Regions from separate parts of the Homo sapiens genome. Here region 2 is linked to region 1. A link is a contact called in ENCODE Hi-C or POLR2A ChIA-PET data. All regions are on one chromosome and are shown on one strand. The core of a region is the stretch at or near the end of the contact, and the rest is flanking DNA. Distances in the headings are between cores, read along the strand shown. Region 1 overlaps LOC124904479 (a long non-coding RNA gene). Region 2 overlaps NR5A2 (nuclear receptor subfamily 5 group A member 2).

Evidence for each region. A loop is a pair of places that touch in the nucleus more often than their neighbours do. ChIA-PET counts read pairs that join two places held with the same protein, here RNA polymerase II (POLR2A). Pooled maps may share reads with other maps.
Region 2: a loop to region 1 is called in a pooled map, with 1.9 times the contacts of the local background. The contact joins two enhancer-like sites. A Hi-C loop is called at or near these places in 9 of 168 maps with a recorded cell type or tissue (B cell, GM12878, GM18951 and 6 more), 8 of 37 single-sample maps with no recorded cell type and 13 of 50 pooled maps. POLR2A ChIA-PET finds 5 or more read pairs at or near these places in 2 of 52 experiments (AG04450 and OCI-LY7).

The regions. Positions count from the first base shown.
Region 1 is chr1:200,240,613-200,245,452 of GRCh38, reverse strand. LOC124904479 (a long non-coding RNA gene) reads left to right here. Exons shown (of 2, transcript XR_007066782.1): 1 at 1-2,069; 2 at 2,183-3,815. Among named protein-coding and RNA genes, the nearest start is that of LINC00862, 130 kb to the left of the region's middle. Within about 2 kb of position 2,737, at least 7 of the 41 ENCODE cell types and tissues checked have a DNase peak (open chromatin) inside an H3K27ac peak, as active enhancers do.
Region 2 is chr1:200,129,057-200,133,925 of GRCh38, reverse strand. All of the region lies in intron 7 of NR5A2 (nuclear receptor subfamily 5 group A member 2), which reads right to left. Among named protein-coding and RNA genes, the nearest start is that of NR5A2, 100 kb to the right of the region's middle. Within about 2 kb of position 3,130, at least 3 of the 41 ENCODE cell types and tissues checked have a DNase peak (open chromatin) inside an H3K27ac peak, as active enhancers do.

The DNA of each region.
Region 1 (4,840 bases), core at 1,488-3,987:
GGGGCACAGACCCCAGCACTTGCAGAGAGGAGCACCAAGGTCAGAAGAGCTTCTGGAATGGGAGACGTTATGGCCATCTTTTGAAGACACAATTTGCCACAGAAACTATTTGTTCACTCCCTTCATGTTACATATATTATCTTGGATATGGCTTAATTTGAGAGAGGTAAAAGTAAATGGAAAAAAACAAACGTGATTCTAATAATTCAACTATAGTTATTCTTTAAAACTATATGCTTTAAGTTTTATTTCAAAGAAAAGGGCATAAAGATAGGTCATTTTAAATAAGTTTTGAGTATAAAAACACTTTGAAATCTATTATGTTAGATACAAAGGCAATAAAGACTATGAATTTTTAAAAAATCATAATAATTGTTTAATCCACATCTACTTCACCATCCTTTGGAAAATCAGTTAAGTTCTGATGAAAATTTCTGTTTCTGAAAATTTTAACTATTTGGTCATTTGTTACTGTTGTTTATTGTTATATTAGAAACTCATAGTGGTTTTTTTTTTGTTGTGACAATTGTGCTTGATGTTTGCTAAGACTCAAGATTGCTGCACTGTAGAATTACAGATGCAGAACCCTTAAGGGTTTTTTCATTCATTCAATGAACATTTATTGTGCTTCTATGATGTACTGTTCTAGGCACTTCAAAAGTTATCCTGAGAGTAGTGCACAATACATGCAATAATACACATATACACATGTATATTTTATTTACCAGACGTAACAGAGAATACTCTTCCAGTAATCTTCTCTGTGCTCTTTTTCTTTTGAACTATCGAACACGGTTTTTTGCTTAATTTGTAATCATGAAAAAATTAGGAGATAAACGCAATCTTTAGAAACTATTGGAAAAGTTGTCTTGCTCTTGACACGTAATTAATCCATAAGTGGAACTAAGAATCTTTGGTATAATTTGTTCAATACAACATAGAGATCTCTCTCAAAAATAACTTATTTATCTGTCTATTAATGTATCTTAAAAATATATTGTCATAGATCCTTATTTGCCTATATAATGACTTTACATAATTAAATTTTCAGTAGATTTTTGTCTAGTGACCAATTTTGATCAATAACCATTTGTTGAAACAATTCACTGTAGCAGGCATCTTTGCATGCACTGTCTCGTTTAATCCTTAGATGAAATCTATGATGGGATATTAGTATCCCCATTTCATAGATTAGTCTATCTGGTTCTCAACGTTTCCCCCTTTCCTACAGGCTTTTCCTTACCTGTTTCGTGCCACCTAAGATAAAGAAGGAAAGGGTGACGATTGTGGTACTTGTTAGAACCAAATGTTATCTAAATCATGGTACCCAGAGTTATATCAATCATAGATTTCACCTATACATAAACTTTCTCCCCTTCATTTCGACTTTTCATTGAGATCTGGCAGGACACCAAACACAAGAGGTATCATTATGTTTCCAGCATGAACAAGAATCTGAGATCAAGTTGTTATGATACAGGTTGAGCATTCTGAATCAGAAAACCTGAAATTCAAAATCCTCCAAAATCCGAAACTTTTTGAGCACTGACCTGATGCTGCAACTAGGAAATTTCACACCTGACCTTATGTGACAGGTTGCAATCAAAACTTTGTTTTATGCACAAAAGTATTAAAAATATTGTATAAAATTACCTTCAGGCTATCTGTATAAAGTGTATGTGAAATATAAATGAATTTTGTGTTTAGACTTGGGTCCCATCCCCAAGATATCTCATTATGTATATGAAATATTCCAAAATCCAAAAGAATCCGAAATCCTACAACACCTCTTGTCCCAAATATTTCACATAAGGGATACTCAACTTGGACATCATCTAGTTTCTATGTTTTCTGTAGTGAGGTAAAATTGCATTTATTAAATCATTTTTAAATGATGTAGTAAAAAAAAAAAAAAAAGAAGTCAGAAATATAATTGTATCTCAAGCGATCCCAGCTCCATCATGCCTCATCTGTGTTTCACCAAGCAGCAGCAACAGCAGTGGGTTCGAAGAGCTCCAGAAGTGCAAATTTAGCATTTCGCAGATGTTCCAATAAAGCCAAACTGGCTGGTAAGTGAGTCAGGGCAGATTTTTAAGCCCTTTCTTTGCTCTGCAGGGCGCCAACTGTGCTTGTGTAATCTTTATACAAAGTAATGTTGATCTGTTTCGTTCTCTTTTTGCAGTGGCATTTTTCACTTGAATGATTCTGCTTCGTGCAACATCAGGATAAGCACGCGGAGGCTTCTTTGCATTAGAAAGTAAACATACGTATGCACAATTGCACACCACACAGTGGTTCGTGCGGGTGGAGGAGATTGTGCTTTTAAGGAATAATCTCTCCTCTTCAGAAAACTAACCGCTTTATATGTTTATCGGGCAGATTTTCTTTGGTGGTGTTTTAATGGCTTGTTTGTCAGACATGTTGCATATTAAACAAGCAAAGCCTGGCTTCTCTTAGGATCCAAGGTCCTCTTTATTCTCTCCTCCATATTGGAAATCATTCCTGTCAGCTCGTGCTCTCCAAGCTGCCTGGAAGAACTTTGGCATAGTTTTCCTAACCTTTCAAACAGTAAAAGCAAAACTCTCCTTTGATAAAAAAGCCGGAGGACTTTGGCATGTAGCCATAAAGGATGCAGGCGACTCGGCTGCGATCTGACAGAATAATCCACAAAACACTGAAAAGTTCTCGTTAAGGTCCCCAGAGTGGGCTGAGGCACTTTGCTTGTACTTAACATATATCAACTGTCACCCGGCGGCAGTCAGTGTTGAACTGAACACAATGGAACATCCAGATGGTCTAAACAAAGCGAACAAATGTTCACTGCTATTAAAAGCTGTTTACATCAACTTCCAGGATTTCATGTAGTGAAGTTTATATTGTGTCACTACTGAGGTGCTTAGCTCTGTCTGCATTGAAGAGCGGCCTTTTAAAAACTCCTGTTGCTTATATGCTCATGCTCTCAGCACCTAGTGGAAAGTGAAGTTGAATAGTAAGTTAGGAAATTGCATAATGTCAACTAGTCATGCAATTTCAGACATTTTAAGTGATTTGCCCCCATTCTGTTATATTGGTCATCTATTGCAGCCTCAGCTCCAGACCCAATAAACACAAAGCAGACCCTCTTCTCTGATGGGGGTGTGTCATGGATGGATGGATGGGTGGGTGACCGCTATCTGCTTCTGCAGACAGGGCCTCTGAGTCTCGTTGGCTCCTCACTGGGGATGTTTACGCAGTAATGGTTTTGTTTTCTTCCTCTAAGATGCTGCGATATCAGATCCTGTCTTATTGGGGATTAATATACATGAGCGATAAACCCACACTTTTTCTGTCTTCTTCCTTTGACCTCTTTATGGCATCTCTTTTACAAATTCCAGACACACTGCCTACATTGTTAAAGATTTGTTGTTGCCATTAATAACAATACTCATATAAAAGGTGTCCAGCTTATTTATGGTTAAAGAAGAATCTACAAAAACTGTCCCTCTTTATTAATCACTACCAATTCCTCTTGGCATAACATAGCTAAACGAATAAGTAAATACTAAAAGAATACTATTTATTAATTTGCTCTACAAATCATAGTATAACAAAATAGACCCTCATACATGCAAGCTCATTAATTAAAATAATTATTTTCTATATAAACATCATTTTAACTCAATTTTATGTTACATTTGTGTTAAATTTTACACACCCCCAAAATAATCGTATATCATTTGTTGTCATTTTTGTTGTTACCATACTTTTTTATTACCATGAAGACTTTTTAAAGAGACGTGATCTCATAAATGATTAAACTCAAACGTTTAAGAAAATATGATTTGTTGGCCTTATTTTCACCAGAAATGAACTTTTGTTTTAAGATCAAGATGGATATTGAATAATGTCATATGCCATGATACACAGCTGAATTTTACTGATGATATGTATGTCCTCAAAGAAAGATTGATGTGGGCTCCTTATGAGCTCAGTAAAAGTGGATTGATCTCTATTGCATGGGGAAACTTCTGTCTTCACAGTTGTTCTGGTAAATGGGATCATTTCAATACATTTGGTAAGGAACGGGTTTGGATCTGTATTTTTTTATAGGGTTATAGGCCTCCTTCCTTGCATAATCACATGAGATTCAAAGTTTCAGATCCCTTGCTTCAGTTTAGAGAAAAATATATTGTCTATAAAAAGCCAAACTAGTATAGTAGACGGCGCGTACACAATGATACTAATACACAAGGAACAGCACAGCCCTCTCTAGAGAGCTTTTAAGAGTTGGGAACTTTTCACTGACAATAATTTTGTTAAATACTGTGTCAAGAGGCAACATGAAAGCTATGAAAACATCATGTGCACCTCTATAATTTGGATTAGGGAGATACTTGTATTGGTTGTTGGTATGTGTGGTATTTTTCACAAATGTCTCAGAGCAATTGGATAGGATTTTGGAAATATGGACCGTACAGATGTGAAAATAAAAAGTAACAAAACAAGAGCTTCAGCTTTTGCCGGGGGTCAAGCACTATGCCCACTTCAGACGAGCCATTCCAAGCCTGTCTGTCAGTCCCAGCGCAAGCTGCTCCATTTCCTGTTTATGCCTGTGCAGAGTTCCACATCCGGGCGAGCTTGCCTTCAGCGGCAGGTTTTTCCGCACGCCCCAGGAGAGCTCTTCCTTAAAATGGCTCATTATTTATCATCTAAGTAAGCCATTGGAATTTTGTTAATTCCTGTTTTACTTAGCACATGCAAAATGCTATCATTATCTAGGAGAAGATAATGTTAACTTAAAATTGTTACCCAGAGTACTAATTAAGTGACCTTTGCAAAACAAATCTGGTCAGGGAGTCTA
Region 2 (4,869 bases), core at 1,881-4,380, 110 kb after region 1:
ATATCACTGTCTTCCACCTCCATATCTTGTCCCATTGGAAGGTCTTCAGGGGCAATAACACACATAGAGCTGTCATCTCCTATAACAATACCTTCTTCTGGATACCCCCAGAGGGACCTGCCTGAGGCTACTTTATAGTAAGTTTTCTTTTATATACATAGGTATAAAGAATATGCTCTAAAATAACTTCAAAGTATATAGTAGGGTAAATACTAGGCAATAGGAATTTTTCACCTCCATTATAGTCTTCTATCATATATATGACCATATATATATAATGTATATATGTACATATATACGTGTGTGTGTGTGTGTATATATGTGTATATATATATATGTGTATATATATGTGTATATATATATGTGTGTATATATGTGTATATATATATATGTGTGTGTATATATATATATATATATATAGTCCATCAGTGACCAAAACATCATTATATAACGCTTGACTGTATAACCAAGATAGGACAAAATGAATATGATCATTCCTGCTGAGGGATTAGGCAGAATTGCCCAATTTGAGTCCAGCATGGCCACTCAGGACACACTGACCTTTATGGATGGCACAGAGCTCCATGTACCCAGAGTAAAGTGGAGAGAGTCAAAGTGTGAGTGACTGTAGGAGAGATTCTGCCCTCCAAAGTTCAGGGTACCCAGCATGCAGCATGCACAGCTGAGTCCTAAGGCAGCAAAAGGCAATGTACATTCCCCACGTTTCTGGGAAATCACTTTTACACTTCACAATGAAAATTTTAGATTTAGTTGAAAAGGATGGCCAAGAAATAGTAAGTCTAATTTTGAAACAAATGCAAAAGCACTATTTCTGTAATATAGAAATCCATATCTGTGCTCTTTTCCTGCGTGTGGAGTTCAAAAATTTCAGTTCAAATCCTGACTCTACATGACTGTGTACAAGTCACTTAACCTCCATTAGCTTAAATTTTCTTACTCAGAAATAAGACGTGTTTGTATTCAGCAACAGCATAGGTTCTCTTCCATGCTGATGTTCTGGGACTCAGTTCCTCCAGGGCTGAGGCCACATTGGTGCTGTCCAAAATCTGGGTAACTTGGGATGTGGGTGTTAGGGACAGTGCCCCTTGCTAAGGCTCCTGGAGGTGATCCCATGCAGTTTCCCAACTCCTTTCAGAGGAGTTGAACAGAGTGGTTGACACAGCTAAAGCAGCAAGAAACATCAACCAAGAGCACATGGCATTCTTACTTGATTTTTCTTGCTGGTTATTCCTAGTTTGCCTGGCCAATATGTCTCTGAAAAATCATCTCCTTTCAGAGGAGTTGGGAAACTGAAGAGGCATGAAGCCTCTGATTGCTGTGAGATTTATGTAACATGGGGGTTGACAAAGGCTTTCTGATTAATAAAATGTAATCAAGGAGAATAGCATGTGTGTGGAACGTGCATTAGTTCAGTGAAAACAAGGAACAGAAAGAAAGACAAGAGATGCATGCAGCATTGCTGATGGCATGGCATGTTTTGGACTCTTCGCTTGGTGTACCACGCCTTATTCAGAACAGTGTCCTGGGGATCCAAAATGCAGCTCTGTATCACAGGAGTTTCCTTCTCTTTGGAAAGACTATATATTGCCAGTTCTTGCCGGGCACATTGGCTCACACCTGTAATCCCAGCACTTTGGGAGGCCAAGGTGGGCAGATCACTTGAGGTCAGGAGTTTGAGACCAGCCTGGCCAACATGGTGAAATCCCGTCTCTACTAAAAATACAAAAATTAGCCGGGGGTGGTAGCAGGCACTTGTAATCCTAACTACTCAGGCGGCTGAGGCAGGAGAATCACTCAAACCCAGGAGGCGGAGGTTGCAGTGAGCCAAAATTGCACCACTGCACTCCAGCTGGAGAGAGAGAGACTCCATCTCAAACAAAAAAAAGACTCTATGTTGTCATTTCATAGCTTGCCTAGTACAATGGTTCTGCATAGTGGCCACTCAATATATTTTGTGTGATTTAATGTTTCAATACTGATGAGAGGCCTTGTACTTCTATTTGTTCTTCTCTCCTGGCTTTGGATTGGTCTGTTTGAAATTTAACCTTCTTAACCAAACACAGCCACAACTCAAGATAAGACTTATCAGATTTTTATCAGTAAACTAGAAAGAAGATCTAATGCAAGACTCAGATGTGAGTCACTGATTTGGTCCATTGTAGAACAGACCTGAGGCCCTGGGGTGTCCAGAGTCCACTAGAGTGCAGCATCTGGGCTAACCACGTTAACCAACTACGCTCTTCTGAGCTGGTACTAAGACAGCCACTCTATTCTGAGATTTGAACAGAGTGGTTGACACAGCTAAAGCAGCGAGAAACATCAACCAAGAGCACATGGCATTCTCACTTGATTTTTCTTGCTGGTTATTCCTAGCTTGCCTGGCCAATATGTCTCTGAAAAATCATCTCACTAAATAGCAGTAGTTAGCAAAATGACAAGATAAGCATTAACAGCTAAAATATGACAAATATTTTTAGGCATAAGGTATTCAGAAATATGCTTAAATAAATGCTATTTAGGCAATTATATTCTTGTGCCAGCAAATAACAAATGATAATCACTTCTTCCATGGCTGTAAGTTCATATTGATTAAGTTCAAACTTAGAACTCCAAAATGAATTACATCTGGTCATTGCTAAACTGCTTTGCTCACTGGAAGAAAAAAAAAATCCACAACACCTATTATACTGCATTTAATTAAGACAAGCATCAACTTTATATGCCATTATTTGCTTCTGCCAAATCTCTATGGTGTAAATATTGAACAGTGGCATCTCTTGAATGCTAATCAATCCTTTCTGAATTTCAAATGATTACATAAATTTTAGGAAATGCTTATTTGCCAGCATTACCCTCAGGTGCATATATATCAGCAAGGCATTAGTATGAAGATATGTGCAGTTATTTGACAAGTGTCTAGTGAGTGTTTTTCTAAATTAGAATATTACATATGAAAAGGTAAACACTGAGAATGAATGCTAATTGTACGAAGAACCCTGGGATATTTCTTTTGCTTATCTGACTTCATGAAGAACAATTTAACCAATGCTCTTGGGTAAAGATGTGAGGTAAATGTTCTGCTTCACTAGGCTTTGCAGTCCAGCCAGTGGCAGTGTGTGTGTGGGTGAGTATGTAATCATATTTAGAGGAAGCCAGCAATAAAGCAAATATTGTGACCAGCTTCAGGAAGGAGAATTGCCACATAATAGGAAAATCAGGTTTTGCTGTTTCAAAACCAACTTTTATGCAGCTACCAAGCAAAAAGAATTTTATGATGTTTAGACTATAATGCTTATTTCAGAATTAATAAGCATAAATTTTGATGCACAATTGGACATTTTTTACTAGTTTTCCACCCTTCTGAAGCTCTTACAGCACTTCCAGTGATGAGGTAGTCAACTAAGGGATAAGAACAGGCACTGCTATTTCACTTTCTAGAGCAGCTGTAGATTTGCCATATAGCAAATGGTACACCTGGTACTGTCACCTTCTGACTTACAGTGAATGAATCGTTCATCTTGCTTTAGGCACTGCAAACACAATTTAAATCAGTGATCAAATTTCTCTGTTGGATTTTTTTTTTCTTCTTCTTCTTCTTCTTCTTCTTCTTCTTCTTCTTCTTCTTCCTAGTTAGTTCCTGCAAGCAGATCTCTGTTGGATTTGTAAGCCTCTTTTATTAACTGGATGTAATGTTGCAAAAAAGCAAAATGGGGATTCATTTTTCCCTTTGTTTCAGTTGCTTTACTTATTAATAGATTTGTGCTCTCTTTTTCACCTCCCACACAATAGGAACACCTAATTTGGTGGCAGAAAAACAACACAACACAACACAAACTCAACAAGTTGCTGTGCCTCTTCTAGAGAAGTGGACAAAAAAGTACTCTCCTTTTGTAAGCCCTTTGAATTCTCTTCTCCAAAACTGTGTCTACAGTATTTCCAGGCTTCTCCAGAAGTGCTGAGGGAAGGGAGCACTCAGACTCCAACAGTGCCCCCCATACACTTCCTTTCTGGGGGGTTCATCGCTTAGCAAAGGCAAAATGTAGGCATCCTGAGCACAGCCCAGGTCAGAACAACTTTTCTTTTTCAAGAAGACAACCCCACAATGGCCAATCATCAGGTGATCCTGCAAAACTGTTTTCTCTCCACAGGAAGTGGCAGAAAAACCCCTTCATGATTTACACCACAATGTCACACTGACATCAGGACTCCGATTAGCTAATGGAACTGCAGTTAAAGCAACGAGTTCACACCCTCCACTGCACAATTAGAACATCCTTGCCAGGGGTAGCAAACAACTGAGCAGTTAGGGTGAAGAGGCTATGCATGGTGAAGTCTTTTCCTTTTATAAGAGAGCACATGCCAGCCTTGCTGGTAGATTCAGAATAGTACTTCCTATCGGACAAAAAGGAAGGGTCCTCTTTTAAAGAAAAACAGACAAGGAGAAAGACGTTCTGATTGAAGTGCCGTGGTTTTCTGGGCTATGTTAACACAGCAGCCTTTTGTATGCCTCACTTAATGGCTGAATGTTTGCTATTCCTACAAATCTCTGTTGTCTCTTAAGTGAGATGTGAGATCAGTAGTTGCTCTGCAGTTCTTGGCTTGTTTATAAAGCCTTCATTTTCAAATGAAGTGTGTGTGTGTATGTATGTGTGTGTATATATTCAGAGAGAGAGAGAGTCTCAAAAGTGATGAGACAGAGTTCCCATATATGATGGCTTGTGCTGGAGTTATAAGCTCTGGGCAGAGGTCCTGACTGGGCCTGGGGTATGGGGCCAGTCTCCCTATTTGCATGTTGCCTTACCAACCACTCTATAGGGAGCTTTGACAGCAAACCTCTGCCAGGTTCTG